Linked DNA regions of Homo sapiens: region 2 is linked to region 1. Evidence: chromatin loops called from intact Hi-C (ENCODE). Cell type or tissue: Calu3. All regions are shown on one strand. Each heading gives the region's core, and the rest is flanking DNA. Links, peaks and the distances in the headings are about the cores only. Region 1 overlaps FARP1 (FERM, ARH/RhoGEF and pleckstrin domain protein 1). Region 2 has its middle 92 kb from the start of FARP1.

Evidence for each region. A loop is a pair of places that touch in the nucleus more often than their neighbours do. Peaks named below come from ENCODE experiments on the same cell type or tissue, not always from the same donor. Only the 100,000 strongest peaks of a DNase experiment are listed, where the experiment ranks them.
Region 2: a loop joins it to region 1, with 10 times the contacts of the local background. A loop is called at or near these places in 1 of 110 quality-filtered maps.

What each region holds. Positions count from the first base shown.
Region 1 is chr13:98,212,536-98,216,928 of GRCh38, forward strand. It overlaps FARP1 (FERM, ARH/RhoGEF and pleckstrin domain protein 1), which reads left to right. Exons shown (of 27, transcript NM_005766.4): 2 at 685-878. The coding sequence starts at 708. Among named protein-coding and RNA genes, the nearest start is that of MIR3170, 6.2 kb to the left of the region's middle. In Calu3, for the core only: no CTCF peak of the experiment used is centred there; a DNase peak (open chromatin) is centred at 2,376.
Region 2 is chr13:98,048,649-98,053,041 of GRCh38, forward strand. No RefSeq gene overlaps it. Among named protein-coding and RNA genes, the nearest start is that of FARP1, 92 kb to the right of the region's middle. In Calu3, for the core only: no CTCF peak of the experiment used is centred there; a DNase peak (open chromatin) is centred at 1,623.

The DNA of each region.
Region 1 (4,393 bases), core at 278-4,277:
AAGATGATTGTTTTTAGGAAAATAACTGTTGATAGTATAGTATAGTGTGTAGAATGGCTTCTTGGGAAAGGGGAAATAGTTGGGGGGGTGGGTGGCTGGAAAGAAATGAATTATTAGGTGGTTATTGTAATAGAAATAGACACTAGAAACCAAGAAAAATGACCCTACTCTCTGTTGCCTCTGTATGAGTGTATGTCTGCGAGTGTATGTCTATTTCCTCAACCAGATTATTAGCCCGAGCTCTGCAGTGCGCGTTTTACCTGTTTATCTTTAGAATACCCACAGTACTTAGCATGTAACTATGTCCATAAAGGTAATTAATGGATGCTAATGATATGGTTTAGGCACTGTTTATCATCTTCCCACCAGACTTCAATGTGTAAAAAGTAGTGCCTAGCCTAGCTCATTGTAGACACTGAATAATTAAGAACAGACTGTAAAACGAGAAAGGAATAAAATATGCAACAATATGCAAAATTATTCAAAAGAATAAAGTATGCAAAAAGTATTTGCATGCCTTGAGTGCTTAAAGGTGACTTTGTGAGTGAACCGATGCCTCCCTATATGTGATTCCTGTGCAGGGGATGGAGCCCCCTGCCCACCTGGGTGGGGTTCAAGGTGGCACACAGCTTGGGTGGTAGTCTCCTATTCTGATGTGTTTTTCTTTCTCACTGCTTCCTGCAGATATTCTCTAAGCCGCTTTCATCATGGGAGAAATAGAGCAGAGGCCGACCCCAGGATCACGACTGGGGGCCCCGGAAAATTCGGGGATCAGTACCTTGGAACGTGGACAGAAGCCGCCCCCAACACCTTCAGGAAAACTCGTGTCCATCAAAATCCAGATGCTGGATGACACCCAGGAGGCATTTGAAGTTCCAGTAAGTTGGGGGCTTATCTGTAACCCAGGAGTGTGGTAGGGGACAGCCTTTGGTGTGAGGAGGTTCGGCTCATTCCCATGGCCAGTGACATGAGGCGGCTGGAGGTCCTGCATGTTCAGCACCTCCCTCCCCGCCCCCCAATGGCCCCGCTGACCCGTTCTGGTTTCGAGCTCTCCAGTGTCTAGATTTATGCTTGAACCACCCACATAGTGATGTCAGTGGCCTCGGCACTTGAATTTTACTATGAACTTTCATTCAAATATATATATGTAATCTAAGTGCATATGTATATGTTATGTATATATATGTAACTGGAGGGAAGAGTGGTCTTGTGGCTGGATCCCAGTTTAATTTACTGGTCATAGACAATTCCTCTCTCACATTGGTGCTTGTGCGTGTGTGTTTGTGGCAGGGGGGCTGTCGAACTCAAGTCCCGGTTACTGGCAAGAACAGTCCCGAGAGCATCATTAAAGAGCCACGTGTGTTTTCATGTGAGGGAATCAGGAGAGCCTGTGCATGCAACCCCACAGGGCAGGTGTGGGAGTATCGAAAAGCCTCCTTCCGAGCCTGCCATATGGCAGCCCTAGAGATGGGGAGGCCCTGCCACCGCAGGGCCCTGGACAGAGCAGCCTGGGGGCCGGAGGTGTCACAGGAGGAGCCGGCAGCCTGGGCCCCTCAGCAGCTGGAGCCGTTGGAGCCGCTGGAACCTCTGGTGCTCCTCACTTCTGCTGTTCTTCTCCGAGCCCCTGCCTGGCCTCTCCCAGCCTCCTCCTCAGATCGCTCCTGCGGGAGGATGAGAAGCTGCCGCCTGCTTCGTGCAGCTGGTGCACATCTTATTCCCGGCAGGAGAGGAAGTGGGAGTGTCTGGCTGGCTAAGCAGCAGGCCCACTCCCTCTCATCGGCTCAGTCCAGAGAACTCTTAACACTCCTCGGATCTAGTATTTTGGGTTTTCTGTCTGGAGTATCAAATACCATGTCTAATATTGTTTGTGGAGGAGGAAGATAACTCTTGAATTCCAAGCAGCCAACTTACAAACAAACTCTGGGAGCACACCTGTTTTTAACATAGAGATGATCTGTGTGTCATTCCTGTTGGCTAGAGGGGCTGGAATTTAGTAGTCGGCATTAACGTTGGTAACCCATCATTTAATCACTTATGGGATATGAGTCAGCGAATTATATTTATTTCAAAGAACATTGCTCAGAGCACATGAACTAACATTAAATGTCTCAGGAAAAGATAAACTCAGAACAGCTATGCTTAAAACCACCAATTTATTGCGCACTGCAAACAACCTTTGTGTTTTCTGATTTTCTTGTGGAATTTGTATCTTTCAAGGACTTGGGACAGCTTTGTATTTTGGTGAACAAAGCTATTGCTCATCTGCTAAAATCATAGACTGTTGAGGAGAGCCCCTGCCATGCAGTTAGAATTGGGCCTCCTGGCACACGTGGTCCGTATGTGCGCCACCTCACCCACTTTTTTGTCTTTGTTGCCAGACTGGTTCAGTGAGGTGTTTCGTTTCAGTGTTTCCTGTTGAGCACTGTGAAGGACTTCTGAGCCCAGGTTTCTAGCACACACATTCTATTACACGGTGTTTCTGAGTGGGTTGGACTGTGGAACTGGCAAATGCTGCTCTTGTGTGCACTCACTCCAGGGATCGTTGGACTGTGCTCACCTGCAGTTCTTCTTGAAACCAAAGAAAGTCAAGACCCCATTCCTAGCTACTATTTAGCAGCTATCCAGGAACTCCCTGCCCAAGAAGTAGTAATAGAAATGTGTTTTTATCTTTTAAAATGATTTTTCTTCATAATTTCTGATGGCTTATGCTTTGCATTTATAAGCCCTTTGTCTGGAAGGAACCTTTCTCATGCTCTCTAATAAACTCCTGTGCATTCTTAAAAGCCCTATCAGTTTTACCTGGATGCCTACTCTCTCAAGCAGGGCTTTTTCTTCCTTCCTGCAGACCACTTTACTCATATACCTGTCAGATGCACAAGGGAGCCTGGGTTCAAATCCCAGCATCTCCTACTGAGAGTTGTGCAGCGTGAACAAGTTATTTAACCTGTCTGTATCGATAAAATGAGGCTAATAATAAACTCGACTTTATACTATATGAGAATAAAAAAAGAGGTGACACAAAGTGTTTGGAGCAATTCTTGACATGTAGTAAGAGCTTAACTAAATAGTAGTAATGACATGCACGTCCAACTGCCTGCCTGTTCTGTCTATATCCCCAGCATCTAGCATGGCACCTGGCATATAGTAGCTGCTAATTAAATGTTTGCTGACTGTTAGAGTGAGTGTGAGTTTATTTTACAAGTAGAATTAATGCCATTGTTCGTTTTCACATGTCTCCTCCATTCATATTTTTCTTTTTCTCTTTTTTTTTTTTGAGACGGAGTCTTGCTGTGTCTCTAGGCTGAAGTGCAGTGGTGCGATCTCAGCTCATTGCAAACTCCTCCACCTGGGTTTAAGCGATTCTTCTGCCTCAGCCTCCCAAGTAGCTGGTACGATAGGTGCCTGCCACCACACCCAGCCAATTTTTGTGTTTTTAGTAGAGACGGGCTTTTACCATGTTGACCAGGATGGTCTTGATCTCCTGACCTCGTGATCCGTCCGCCTTGGCCTCCCAAAGTGCTGGGATTACAGGTGGGAGCCATCACACCTGGCCATATTTTAATTTTTCTAGTTTGGTCAGAATCTTTCTCTTAACCTCTGGGAAACAGATGTATTCCTTAACTGGCTGTAGAAAGTCACATATCAGCATTTTTATTGGTGGAGCTGATTCTGAGTCAGTACCTCATGCTGTTTAAGAGCAGCCACGGCCAGGCCAGCAGCAGCTGAAAGGCATGGGGGCTGGCTGTGATGGCCCAGTCATCAGGGATTGGGAGGAAGGTGACTACAGGGTTGTGAGAGACTCAGCTCCCCAGTCTTGCTTTAAAACCTTGCTGTGAAACTTTTTGCTGGGAATTCAAGGCCAAGTGTCTGACCCTGGAAACGTCCTTTGATGGAGTGCCCCAAGTGAATGACTTCTCATGGCTCAGTCACATTTGCCACGCAGCTGAGCTGGGCACGTGGCCAGAAGTCCCTGCAGTTTCCTTTGGGGATGACTGGTGTCTTTCCCTGGGGGTTGAATTTCCTGGGCCTTTGCTTATTAATTTTATTTTAAAATACGGAATTATAGGCAAAGCAGTCATTTAAAATGCAAATCCCCTAAACACTTCCTGGAACAAAGAACCACACCATCTTCTCCATGGTGTCTCCGTCCTTCTTTGTACCCTAAAAAAATTATTATTAAAGAGATCTACCTTTTGGGAGGCTTTGGCAGTTAGCTCCACGATCTTTTCCATTCTGTAGCTGTTTCCACAAGCACCTCTGTGGTTGAACTTGGACTGTCTTTTTAGGTATTTCCTCTGCAGAGTGGAAAGTTCAAGCGCAGTATTTATAGTAAATTCTTGCATGGTGTTTTTTCATCTTTATGTGGAAAACACCGTGCAAATAAGCTTCAGCC
Region 2 (4,393 bases), core at 76-4,075, 160 kb before region 1:
ATGTTTCAGCAGGAGAACTTCCAGATTTTCTGGGGTTTTCAAGTCATGCAATTCAAGGGGGATTTTTTTTAAATAAAATACAAAAATATATTGCCTTTGCAAATTTTACAAAAACTGATGACAGGGGAACACATTGGCAGGGGCCTTGGAAAGAACTCCTGCTGGGAGGGACCCCTGACGCTTATGTTCCACAGGCTTTAGTGTAAATGCACCCTGACTTTTGAGGACCTACTATGTGCTAAATATTTTCACGTGTTCTTTCATTAAACTCTCCCAACAATCTTGTGATGGTATTAGCACCTCCATGTTTTCCGGGTGTTGAGAAAATTACTCGCTTTTTTTTTTTCACTTTCTCTTCTTCTTTATACTTTATGTGTTATTTGAATTTTCTTTCTTTTTTTTTTTTTGTTTTTTAATAGACACTGGGTCTTAGTATGTTGCCCACACTGGTCTCAAACTCCTGGACTCAAGCCGCAGCCTCCTGGACCCAGCTCAGCCTCCCAAAGTGCTGGGATTACAGGTGTGAGCCACTGTGCCTGGCAATATATCTGTTGTTTGTTTGTTTGTTTGTTTGTTGTTGTTTTTTGAGATAGGGTCTCACTTTGTCACCCAGGCTGGAGTAGCTTGGCACGATCCCGGTTTACTGCAGCCTCAACTTTCCCAGGCTTAGGTGATTCTCCTGCCTCAGCCTCACGAGTAGCTGGGACTACAGGCCTGCGCCACCACGCCTGGCTAATTTTTGTGTTTTTAGTAGAGATGGGGTTTCACCATGTTGGCCAAGCTGGTCTCTACTCCTGACCTCAAGTGATCCACCTGCCTTGGCCTCCCACAGTGCTGGGATTACAGGTGTGAGCCATTGTGCCCTGCCTGCATTTAGCTTTTTTTTTTTTTTTTTTTTTTTTTAGATGGAGTCCTGCTCTGTCACCCAGGCAGGAGTCCAGTGGCACAATCTCAGCTCACCACAATCTCCACCTCCTAGATTCAAGCAATTCTCCTGCCTCAGCCTCCTGAGTAGCTCGGACTACAGGCGTCTGCCACCACACCCAACTAATTTTTTGTATTTTTAGTAGAGATGGAGTTTCACCGTGTTGGCCAGGTTGGTGTCAGACTCCTGACCTCAAGTGATCCACCCACCTTGCCCTCCCAAAGTGTTGGGACCCCACCCAGCTGCATTTAACTTTTTATTATAGAAAATTTCAAAGACTCCCCAAAATAGAGAATTCAAAGACTCCCCCAAATAGAGAAAAGAGGCTAATGAACCCCTGTGTAACTGCCACCCAGATTCCACAATTATCAACATTCTGCCACTTTGTTTTATTTTCCCGTCACTTTTTCTTGAGTATTCAAAAGCAAATCCCAGACATGAAACTTTTACTTGTAATACTTTAGTACATCGCACCATTAAAGAGTCATTCTTGAGAGGTTGCTTTTCTTCTTTGAGGATAAATATTTACCAATTAGTGGCAAAAGGTGATCACCAAAAACAAACACAAGATACAAAGTGAAGCCTTGACATACAGACAGATCAAATCTGTGTTGGACTGTGACTCTGGCAGGATGTTTATTTAAGCATCAAATGCCGTCTTCCGTGACTACTGCATGCTGGCACTGTGCCAGGTCCTGGGAGCCAGAAGACAGACAAGTCACTGCCCATGTCGAGTGGACAGCATGGAGGACTTGGTAGAGAAGGACCATGAAGACATGAGCAGCTGCCATAGAGCAACTAAAGACACGCACGATGGACAGAAAAAGCCTGTAAGCCTGTAAGGTCACACAGCTAGCAGCAGATGAGTGGGGCAAGGCTAGGAAACACCATCCCACACCCCATTACCAATTTGGTGCTTGGGAATCAGAGAGGGCATTGGCACCTGGAAGGCAAAGGATTTCCCTCTGCTCAGGGCTGTGCATGATCCAGAATGATGTAATCCAAGAGTAGACCCAGATCCAAAATGGAGCTTTCACGTAAATTAGGCTCGAGAGGATTGCTAATGTGGATGTTGTTGTTGTTACAGAGTCTCGCTCTGTCACCCTGGCTGGAGTGCAGTGGCGCAATCTCAGCTTACGGCAACCTCCACCTCCCGGGTTCAAGCGATTCTCCCGCCTCAGCCTCCCTAGTAGCTGGGATTACAGGTGCATGCACCACCACGCCTGGCTAATTTTTGTGTTTTTTAGTAGAGATAGGGTTTCGCTATATTGGCCATGCTGGTCTTGAACTCCTGGCCTCAGGTGATCCGCCCACCTCGACCTCCCAAAGTGTTGGGATTACAGGCATGAGCCACCAACCCCAGCCAATTTTCGTTTGTTTGTTTTGTTTTTTGATTTCTTTCTTTCTTTCTTTCTTTTTTTTTTTTTGAGACAGAGTCTCACTCTGTCGCCCAGGCTGGAGTGCAGTGGTGCCATCTCAGGTCACTGCAACCCCCGCCTCCCAGGTTCAAGTGATTCTCACACCTCAGCCTCCTGAGTAGCTGGGATTACAGGCATGTGCCACCATGCCCAGCTAATTTTTGTATTTTTAGTAGAGTCGGGGTTTTGCTAGATTGCCCAGGTTGGTCTCAAACTCCCGGGCTTAAGCAGTCCACCCGCCTCTGCCTCCCAAAGTATTGGGATTACAGGCGTGAGCCACTGTGCCTGGCCTGTTCTTTAAAAAATACACACATTCAGCCCAGTGTGGTGGCTCATGCCTATAATCCCAGTACTTTGGAAGGCGAATGTGGGTGGATTACCTGAAATCAGGAATTCAAGACTAGCCTGGCCAATGATGGCCAACATGGTGAAACCCCGTCTCTACTAAAAATATGAAAATCAGCCAGGTGTGGTGGTGCACACCTGTAATCCCAGCTACTTGGGAGGCTGAGTCAGGAGAATTGCTCGAACCCAGGAGGCGAAGTTTACAGTGAACCAAGATTGCGCCACTGCACTCCAGCCTGGACAACAGAGGCTCTGTCTCAAAAAAAAAAAAAAAATACACACATTCCAAGCACTGCACCATACACATGCAAAAATATACTATGTCATTCATTATATAGGATTTTAAGCAATTGCCACAGCCGGGCCAGGCACGGTGGCTCACGCCTGTAATCTTAGCACTTTGGGAGGCCGAGGTGGGCAGATCACCTGAGGCTGGGAGTTCGAGACCAGCCTGACCAACATGTAGAAACCCCATATCTACTAAAAAATACAAAAATTTGCCAGATGTGGTGGCACATGCCTGTAATCCCAGCTACTTGGGAGGCTGGGGCAGGAGAATCACTTGAACTCGGGAGGCGGAGGTTACAGTGAACCGAGATCACGCCATTGCACTCCAGCCTGGGCAACAAGAGCGAAACTCCGTCTCAAAAAAAAAACAAGAAAGAAAGGAAGAAAGAAATTGCCACAGCCACCCCAACACCCCAACCTTCAGCAACCACCACCCTAATCAGTCAGCAGCCATCAACATCGAGGCAAGACCTTCCACCAGAAAAAGAAAATTATGACTTGCTAAAAGCTCAGATGGTCATTAGCATTTTTTAGCCATAAAGTATTTTTAATTAACTCATTTCCTGTTTAGAAAAAAAAAATTGCAGCTCTCCGTCAGTGCTCATTTAATTTGACATAAACATACTCTTTAAGGCTAAAGCAAATCTGACTGATTTTCAACATGAAAATAAAATATAAAAACTATTCTTGGATTTATTTTTAAACAGAACTTGTCTCCAATCCTAATGTAACAGAAATGTATATAAAATATAAAATAAAATATACAAAATATTTTTGGATTTATTTTGGATCCACCTGCCTCGGCCTCCCGAAGTGCTGGGATTACAGGTGTGACCCACTGCACCTGGCCGTATTTTCTTCTTTTTTGCATGAAATTTAGCATTCTACACGTAATCTTTTACTCTTTGATTTTTCTACTTGACAATATGTCCTGGAAGTTACTCCCTACCAGTTCATAGCTTCCTCTCTCTTTTTCACAGCTGTATAGTACTCCTTATGTAACCTACTATACTCAACTGCTCCCCTATGGATGGGCACTTAGGTTGTTTCTGATGCTTTGCAATTACAAACAATGCTACAGTGAATAATCGTGTGCGTATGTATTTTCACATTGTTGGAGGTATATCTGCAGTGTGGGTTCCTAGGAGTGGAGTTGCTGGATTGCTGGGTCAAAAAAGTAGAAGTGCATATGTAGTTTTGTCAGATACTGTCAGGTTCCTCTCCAGAAGGAGAATGCCTGAGTGCAGGCCCACCAGCAATATGTAAGAGTCCCTGTTTCTCCACAACCTTGATAATAGAATATGTTGCTACATTTTAAAATTTTTATCACTTGGATAGCTAAGAAGTAATATGTCAGTGTTATTTTAATTTGAGTGAATTTGGACATTTTTTCATATGTTTCAGGGAAAATTTTATA